Linked DNA regions of Homo sapiens: region 1 is linked to region 2. Evidence: read pairs that join two places in POLR2A ChIA-PET (ENCODE). Cell type or tissue: K562. All regions are shown on one strand. Links, peaks and the distances in the headings refer to the core of each region. The heading gives the core; the rest is flanking DNA.

Region 1 (4,380 bases), core at 236-4,235, 580 kb after region 2:
CCTTTCTGTAAGAGATTGTATAAAATTGATGTTGTTATTCTTTGAATGTTTGATAGAATTCTTCAGTGAAACCATCTGGGCCCAGAGATTTCTTTTTAAGGAGCTTTTACGTTACAAATTTAGTTTCTTTAATTAGTATAGGATTATTCATTTTGGTAGTTTGTGGTTGTCAAGGAATTGGTCTGTTTCATCTAGGTTGCTAAATTTGTGGGCGTAAAATTGTTTGTAATAGTTCCTTATCCTTTCAATGGCTGCAGGATCTATAATTTCATTCCTTGTCTTGTTCCTGATAAAGATAATTTGTAGGTTTTTTTCATTTGTTTGGTTGGTTTTTTGTTTTTGTTTTTCTTTTGAGACAGGGTCTTGGTCTTGCTAAGACCAAGGCTGGAGGGCAGTGGCACGATCTCGGCTTACTGCAGCCTTGACCTCCTGGGCTCAAGCGATCCTCCTGCCTCAGCCTCCAGAGTAGCTAGGACTACAGGTGCATGCCACCATGCACGGCAGATTTTTGCATTTTTTATAGGGATGGGGTTTTGCCATGTTGTCTAGGCTGGTCTTGGACTCTAGGGCTCAAGAGACCCTCTCGCCTCGGCTTCCCAAAGTGCTAGGATTATAGGAGAGAGCCACCGTGCCCGGCCTTTTCTGCTTTCTAATGCTCTTGGCACCACAGTGACTGTAACATATGTTGTATTTTCATTCTCATTCTATTCTGTGTACTTTAACTTTTTCCTTTGCTATTATTTAGAAATGTGTCATTTATTTTCCAGGAATTTGTGTTTGTGGATTTTCCTGTTGTCTTTTCTGTTATTGATTTCTAGTTTTATTCCTTTATATAAAATATTTCAATTCTTTTATTTTTATTTATTTATTCATTTTTATTTATTTTTTTGAGATGGAGTCTTGCTCAGTCACCCAGGTTGGAGTGCAGTGGCACAATCTTGGCTCCTTGCAACCTCTGCCTCCTGGGTTCAAGCGATTCTCCTGCCTCAGTCTCCTGAGTAGCTGGGATTACAGGCGCCTGCCACCATGCCCAGCTAATTTTTGCATTTTTTTAGTAGAGACGGGGTTTCACCATGTTGGCCAGGCGGGTCTTGAACTCCTGACCTCAGGTGATCCACCTGCCTTGGCCTCCCAAAGTGCTGGGATTACAGGCATAAGCCACCATGCCCAGCCTAAATTTTGTATTTTCAGTAGAGACAGTTTCACCATGTTGGCCAGGCGGGTCTCCAACTCCTGATCTCAAGTGATCCACCTGCCTCGGCCTCCCAAAGTGCTGGGATTACAGGCATGAGCCACCACACCCAGCCTAAATTTTGTAATTTCAGTAGAGACAGGGTTTCACCATGTTGGCCAGGCTGGTCTCCAACTCCTGATCTCAAATGATCCACCCGCCTTGGCCACCTGAAGTGATGGGATTACAGATGTGAGCCACCGTGCCCTGTCAAGATTTCAATTCTTTTAAATTAGCTGAGGTTTGGTCTACCATGGTGAATGTTTTGTGGACACTTAGAAAAAACTGTGTTCTCTTGTTAGGTGAGTGTTCTGCATATGTCGGTTATGTCCTGTTGGTTGCTGGTGTTGAGTTCTTCTGTATCCTTGCTGATTTTCTGCCTCATAGTTTTGTCAGTTATCAAGAGTGAAGTGTTGAAGTCTCCAGCCATAATTGTGGATTTGTCTGTTTATCCTTTAGCTCTATCGATTTTTGCTTTTTGTATTTTGAGGCTCTGTTGTTTGGTGCATACATGTTTAGGATTGTTATGTCTTCCTGGGGATTGAACTGTTTGTCATTATGTAATGTCCTTTTGTCTCTAGTAGTTTCCTTCCTTCTGAAATTTGCTTCATCTGATATTAAGATAGCCACTCCTGCTTTCTTTTCATTAATATTTGCATGATTAATGTTTTCCATTCCCGGGAGAGAGGAGGTGAGAAAGTAGAGGGCCAACTTGCCCCACCTCTAACCACCTCACGCCATGTCATGGGTGCCAGATAGGGGTGGAGTAGAGTTGGAGTTCAGCTCCTACTGGGCCCTGACCTGGCTGGGGGAGAGGGAGTCAGAGTGTGGACTCTCCTGCCTCACACCATCTCCTTCCACCTTGTGGATGCCAGGTGGGGTCAAGGCTTAGCTCCCTGCTGGACCACACTGACAGTACCCTGGTGGGACAGACAGAGGAAGCACCTCTACTTCCATGGGCAGAGGAAGGGGTATCAGCTCCCAGCTCAGCCCCACCAACACCCCCTGGTGCCTGGCAGGGGAATAGCAATGTGCCACTTACTTTTGGGAAGCCAGGGTGGTGTGGAAGGTCAGCTCTCAGGGTGGCCCTGATGAAGCTGTAGGGTGCAGTTTTTCCATTGGCATTCGACTTAAGTAGAGTGGGTGTTGCCAAAACAATTTTCCTGTTGTTGGGTCACTGTGAAGTTAAGGAATGGTTCCCAAGACCCCTCTTACTTATGACACCAATAGCAAATGCAGGCGTCCCTGAGACCACTGTGGGGTTTGATGATTTGCTAGAAAGATTACAGAGCTCACTGATCACAGTTATTCTTGTGGCTATGGTTTATTATAGGAAAAGGATATAGATTCGAAGATTAAAATCAGCCTTGGCAGGAGAATGGCGTGAACCTGGGAGGTGCAGCTTGCAGTGAGCCAAGATCGGGCCACTGCACTCCAGCCTGGGCGACAGAGCGAGACTCCATATCAAAAAAAAAAAAAAAAAAAAAAAAAAAAAAAAAAAATCAGCCTTGGGAAGAGTTGCAGAGGGCAGAGTCCAGGAGGGCTCACACCTGGAGCTGGTCTCCACTCCCTGGGAGGCGTCCTCTTCTTGGGAGTTGTGGGCAATATTACTTTCCCGCCAGTGGCGAGTGTCAGCACATGTGGAGTACTGCCAGCCAGGGAAGCACGCGAGCCTTGGCGTCCAGGGTCATTACTGGTGCTCGGGCACATGGATGTGTAGACTCCCTGCACTGCTGACCTCAGCCTCCAGCCCCTCTGGAGGGCGAGCTGATATCACGTGGCCCAGCGCTCCTGCTCCTCCGGACCCCAGTCCCCCACTGATCAGAAGGCAGGAGTCAGAGCCCCAGTGCACCTCAGTCATTAACTAGTGTGTCATTGCATCTGCAGGTTCCCAGCAGGATGCCCCGGCTCTGCAGGAAGCTGAAGTGAGAGGCCCGGAGAGGGCCCAGCCCGCCCGGGGCAGGATGACCAAGGCCCGGCTGTTCCGGCTGTGGCTGGTGCTGGGGTCGGTGTTCATGATCCTGCTGATCATCGTGTACTGGGACAGCGCAGGCGCCGCGCACTTCTACTTGCACACGTCCTTCTCTAGGCCGCACACGGGGCCGCCGCTGCCCACGCCCGGGCCGGACAGGGACAGGGAGCTCACGGCCGACTCCGATGTCGACGAGTTTCTGGACAAGTTTCTCAGTGCTGGCGTGAAGCAGAGCGACCTTCCCAGAAAGGAGACGGAGCAGCCGCCTGCGCCGGGGAGCATGGAGGAGAGCGTGAGAGGCTACGACTGGTCCCCGCGCGACGCCCGGCGCAGCCCAGACCAGGGCCGGCAGCAGGCGGAGCGGAGGAGCGTGCTGCGGGGCTTCTGCGCCAACTCCAGCCTGGCCTTCCCCACCAAGGAGCGCGCATTCGACGACATCCCCAACTCGGAGCTGAGCCACCTGATCGTGGACGACCGGCACGGGGCCATCTACTGCTACGTGCCCAAGGTGGCCTGCACCAACTGGAAGCGCGTGATGATCGTGCTGAGCGGAAGCCTGCTGCACCGCGGTGCGCCCTACCGCGACCCGCTGCGCATCCCGCGCGAGCACGTGCACAACGCCAGCGCGCACCTGACCTTCAACAAGTTCTGGCGCCGCTACGGGAAGCTCTCCCGCCACCTCATGAAGGTCAAGCTCAAGAAGTACACCAAGTTCCTCTTCGTGCGCGACCCCTTCGTGCGCCTGATCTCCGCCTTCCGCAGCAAGTTCGAGCTGGAGAACGAGGAGTTCTACCGCAAGTTCGCCGTGCCCATGCTGCGGCTGTACGCCAACCACACCAGCCTGCCCGCCTCGGCGCGCGAGGCCTTCCGCGCTGGCCTCAAGGTGTCCTTCGCCAACTTCATCCAGTACCTGCTGGACCCGCACACGGAGAAGCTGGCGCCCTTCAACGAGCACTGGCGGCAGGTGTACCGCCTCTGCCACCCGTGCCAGATCGACTACGACTTCGTGGGGAAGCTGGAGACTCTGGACGAGGACGCCGCGCAGCTGCTGCAGCTACTCCAGGTGGACCGGCAGCTCCGCTTCCCCCCGAGCTACCGGAACAGGACCGCCAGCAGCTGGGAGGAGGACTGGTTCGCCAAGATCCCCCTGGCCTGGAGGCAGCAGCTGTATAAACTC
Region 2 (4,380 bases), core at 80-4,079:
CCAATCACCAACCAAAACGGTCCCAAGAAGAAGAAAACTAGAATGGAACAGTTAGTGAAGGCGTGGCGAGGAAGACGGCAGGAGGTCCACACAGGGGAAGGTGCTGGGGACACAGCCTTCAGTGCCGGCGACCTCTGCTTTCTCAGGAACAGGCACTTACAGTGTCGCGAAACCTGTTCAGCATCCCAGGCAGGCGCAGAAGGGCCTAACTGATCTGTGACGCCTGCCTGCCAAAGGCCAGGCCTCCTAGGTGCTGCCCAGGGAGCTAGAGTCGCCTGCCTGCCAACAGCTGGTTCGCCTGGCTGCTGCCCGGGAGCTGGAGTGGCAGAAACAATGGGTGGGACCAATGGTGGGAAGAGCTCGGGGAGGCAGGGCCCGGCACGGGTGGGCGGACAGTGTCAGCGGCAACGAGAGGGGCTGGGAACCTTCACTGGTGCCCACGTTGGGGGCAGATGTCACAAGATTGTTCTGGAATCTGTTGGCCTGGGGAGGGGCCCTCCTGAGGCCCGAGACCCAGGGCAGGACCCAGACTTGGGGCAGAGCGGGTCGGGGAGAAGCCCCAGGGAAGAAAGTGCTTCCTGTGGGGACACAGGTTGGGATGGACGTGACCCAGCACTGGGCGAGGATCCTGCTGACCTGGCGAGAGGCACCGTTTGGGCAGTTTCTCAGGGATGACGGCAGCTGGGTTCAGGCCCCCACACCTGCAGCGTAGCACTAGGCTGTGGAGCTCACTGGGTTTCCCGGACTGGGAGGACCTGGCTTGGGGCTGGTGTCTCTGCCACCCTTAGACTCAGAGCCCCAGGAGCTACCACTGCCCCTCCAAGGGTCCCCCTCAATGGACCTTGCACTGGGGGGAGTCCAGGCTCAGGATCCCTGAGGCTGAGATGGGGCAATGCCCCGCTCCCTGGGCGGAGAGGCTGGGGCAGCCAGGCTTCCACCCTGGCCCGACCGCCGCCATCTGAGAGGTCCGGGTGACGTTATGTGATTTAAAAGTTAATTAAACTGAGTGGTATGAAGTATAACAGCCCCAGGTGTTTATTTCCAAAGAGACTTTGGAAGGAAAAGGGGAGAAATCTAATAAAAAGCTTTGCGAGATACTGCATTAGGAAGTAATCATACCGCTAAATCACCCGGTGTCGGCACAGGCCTTGTAATGACTCCGGACTTGCTGTTCCCCTGCCTCCTGAGCCCACCCAGCCAAGACGCCCTGCTGGGACCCTCGGGCTGCCCTCTAAGGCCAGGAGAGCCAACAAATGAGACTCTGAGAGCCGCACGTGCTGAGCCTGGAAGGGGCGCCTCCGAGGACGGGCCGCTGTCCCTGGAGCCCATGTCTGCATCATTTATCCGGGCCTTCACGTGCTCCTCTAGCACGCACCAAGCACTGAGCACATGCCAGCTCACAGCGCAGGGCGGCCGAGGCACCCGCAGGACTCAAGGCTCAGGGTCCTGTCCCAGTGTGGAGTGGGAGCTGATAACGACATGCACCAGGAGACTGGAGCCCGGGAGAGCCAGGGAGAGCCCCGAGGAAGTGCATCTGGGCTGAGACCCCAAGGATGTACAGGAGGTGGGGGCCCTGATGCGGAAGGGACTGCGGATGTCATCTCAGTCCACCACCACCTTCTAACAGCAGCGGCACTGCTGACTGTGGGAACTTGCCACCTCACGGGACTGCCCTCTGTGTCGGGACAGGCCTGGCGAGAAGGCCCCACGCGTGTGGAGCTGACACCTGCCTCCCCTGTGGGTGGCACAGCAACAGCAGGTAGCCCGGTCCCTCTGGAAAGAGCGGAGGTGGAGGGGCCTGGCAGGGAGGACGCACACGGCAGCCCTGCCTTCATTCAACAAACACACGCTCAGCCCGGTCAGGCATCAGACGGCAGTGACAGACAGAAGCAGGTGACAGCAGACGCTTAGCACCAGTGTCCTCCTGGGCACAGAGGACCTTATGCCATGCTTCCTTGCCACTGCCATGCCTGACCCCGCTCCAGCCCCCACCCTGCCTGCCTGACCACAGCAGACTGATCACCAGCTCAGAAACACTGTCCCCGCCGCCCTGCACACCCACACGCCTCCCTCTGCACGGGGGCCCCCTGCCTCTCCCAGGCTGAGCTCAGAAGGACACTGCCTCCTTCCTGTCCCACCCTTCCATCCCCGCCCAATGACAGGAGGCAGCTGGGACTCGCCTGCAAGGGGCCCTGCCTCTGCACCCCCTCCCAACCTACGATTTCACTCCGAGCAGCCTGGGTGGCCGAGCAGGGGAGGACCGGGCAGGCCCCACCTGGCCGTCTGACAGGTGGACTCTCGGCCCTGTTATCAGAAAGTCCTGTCAGGAGCCAGCCAGAAAGGCCATCTTTTGGTCATTTATCAGGCTAATAAATGGCTTCTCCTGCTGCCGCCAGCTCCCGGCGCCATTCTCATGCCGTGCACTGGGAGCTTCACGATTAATATCACTCATTGTGAAGGGTAATTACCAGCTCGATCACGGGCGTCGGGTACATTTATCCACCCCATCCAGGCGTGGCGGAGGCCACATCACTCACGGGGCTGCCCAGCCTCTGCCCCTGGGGCACCTCCACCCCCGCCCCAGGCTCTTTACATTCTCTGAGCCCCAACACTGAGCACCCAGGACAGGCCGCACCCACCATGGCCCCGGTGCCTCGGTGTTGGGTACTGAGCCCGCTGGGGCTGGGAGTGGCTGAGACTGCCCCAGCCCCAGCAGCGAGCGGACGTCCTGGGCCCCGGCAGCTCGTCCCCAACCCCCGCTGTGGGGGAACCTACCCTGTGGAAGCCTGTATTGGTCCACTCGGCCGCTGCAGACTAGGTGGCTCGTAAACAGAGTTCACTTCTCACAGGCCTGGAGGCCACAAGGGCAGGGTAAGGCACAGGCAGACTTGGTGTTTGGTGATGGAGCTTTCTCACTGTCTGTCACACGGGGGAAGGGGCGGGGGGACTCTGGGGTCCCCTCTATAAGGATGTTAATCCCATTCACGAGGGCCCCACCCTACCACCTCAGCACCTCCCGAAGACCCCGCCTCCTCATGCCCCTCACAGTGGGGATTCGGTTTCCACGTGGGAACTGCGGGACACAAACCTCGGTCCCCAGCATCCTGCCCCTGTCCCCACAGAACCCACATCCTTCTCCACCCCAGCAGCCCCAACAGTCTCACCAACCATCAACTCCAAAGTCTCCTCTCAACCTCACTGGCGTCACATACGGGGGAGACAAAGGCAGGACAGGAGGGGACGGACGCTCCCATTTCAAAAGGGGGAAAGGCAAGAGGGAGGGTGCCAGGCCCCAGGCAGGCCAAACCCCGAGGGGCAAGTCCCGTGAGGCCCAGAGGCCTGAGAGCTGCCGCTGTGGCTCCATGCTCCACCTCTCGTCCACTGGGGAGGCCCCGCGCCCACCGCTGGCAGAGCTCCTGGCCTGTGGGAGGCACGTGGGCTGCGGTCCCCTCTGAAGAAGGCATCGGCGGCTGGGAGTTTTCCGAACCACCTTCAGGGTCACCCTTCCTCTGCGGTGAAGAGCCGCGCGTGTTTGCCGGCCGACAGCTCTGTGGTCCTGTCATGTCAAGTCCAAGTCGACAGCCTCCCTCATCCTTCCCGTCTCCCTCCTCTTTGGTTCCAGCTGGCGGTGTCTCTGCCGCAGTGGCAGACGGGGCCTGAGGTCACACCCACACGAGCCTCCCTATCAAACGGTTGCGGGCCACACCCTAGGGTTCTCTCCCTAGGGTTGCTCTCGTTTTCTCCAGCAGCGATGACAGCGACAAGCTGAGCATTCCCCAGGTGCTTAAGTTCCGCTTCCTTCTGCTTGATGCCATCCTAGGCCGCCCCTCTGTGCCCGCATCTGACTATAACAGCGGGAGGAAAGGCTGCACCTCAACGCCTGGCCTGGAAAGAGCTGTGGCCAAATCTCCAGTCTCATCCCTCACACACTCACTTTCCAGAAAACACGGCCCGGGCCCAGCCCAGCCCAGCCCAGCTCCACCCGAGGCGGGTCTCCCCTCACCACCACACACACCCACGGCCTCCTCAGAGCGGCCTTGTCCGTGCCCCCTCCTAAGATTCTGGGAGCATTCCTTGTGCAGGAAGATGGGGGCTCCCTCCACAGTGCTCCTCCCTTCCTCCTGAGCCCTCACCAGCATCACCTTTCATGGCCTGTTCTCGGCAACATCTGCTTTTCACAGGCTCCACCCCAACCCTTCCAGCCTCTCCCACTCCCCAGCTCCAGAGAGGCTTTCGGGGTCTGTTACAGCTGCACCCCACTCTTGGTACCAATGCTCTGTCTCTTTGCGTCCAGCTGCTGGAACCCCACAGACAGGGTGGCTTATGAGCAGCAGACATTGGCTGCTCAGGTTCTGGAGTGGAAGTGGGAACTCAAGGCGC

What was found. ChIA-PET counts read pairs that join two places held together with the same protein. Peaks named below come from ENCODE experiments on the same cell type or tissue, not always from the same donor. Only the 100,000 strongest peaks of a DNase experiment are listed, where the experiment ranks them.
Region 1: POLR2A ChIA-PET joins it to region 2 with 7 read pairs; 1 of 35 experiments calls an interaction of 5 or more read pairs at or near these places.

The regions. Positions count from the first base shown.
Region 1 is chr7:2,429,445-2,433,824 of GRCh38, forward strand. CHST12 (carbohydrate sulfotransferase 12) reads left to right here. Exons shown (of 2, transcript NM_018641.5): 2 at 3,119-4,380. The coding sequence starts at 3,196. Among named protein-coding and RNA genes, the nearest start is that of CHST12, 28 kb to the left of the region's middle. RefSeq lists enhancers at 2,691-3,583, 3,584-4,380. In K562, for the core only: a CTCF peak has its summit at 2,236 (motif pointing left); a DNase peak (open chromatin) is centred at 2,227.
Region 2 is chr7:1,851,588-1,855,967 of GRCh38, forward strand. All of the region lies in intron 18 of MAD1L1 (mitotic arrest deficient 1 like 1), which reads right to left. Among named protein-coding and RNA genes, the nearest start is that of MIR4655, 9.5 kb to the left of the region's middle. In K562, for the core only: no CTCF peak of the experiment used is centred there; DNase peaks (open chromatin) are centred at 2,134 and 3,674; H3K4me3 peaks cover 3,122 bases.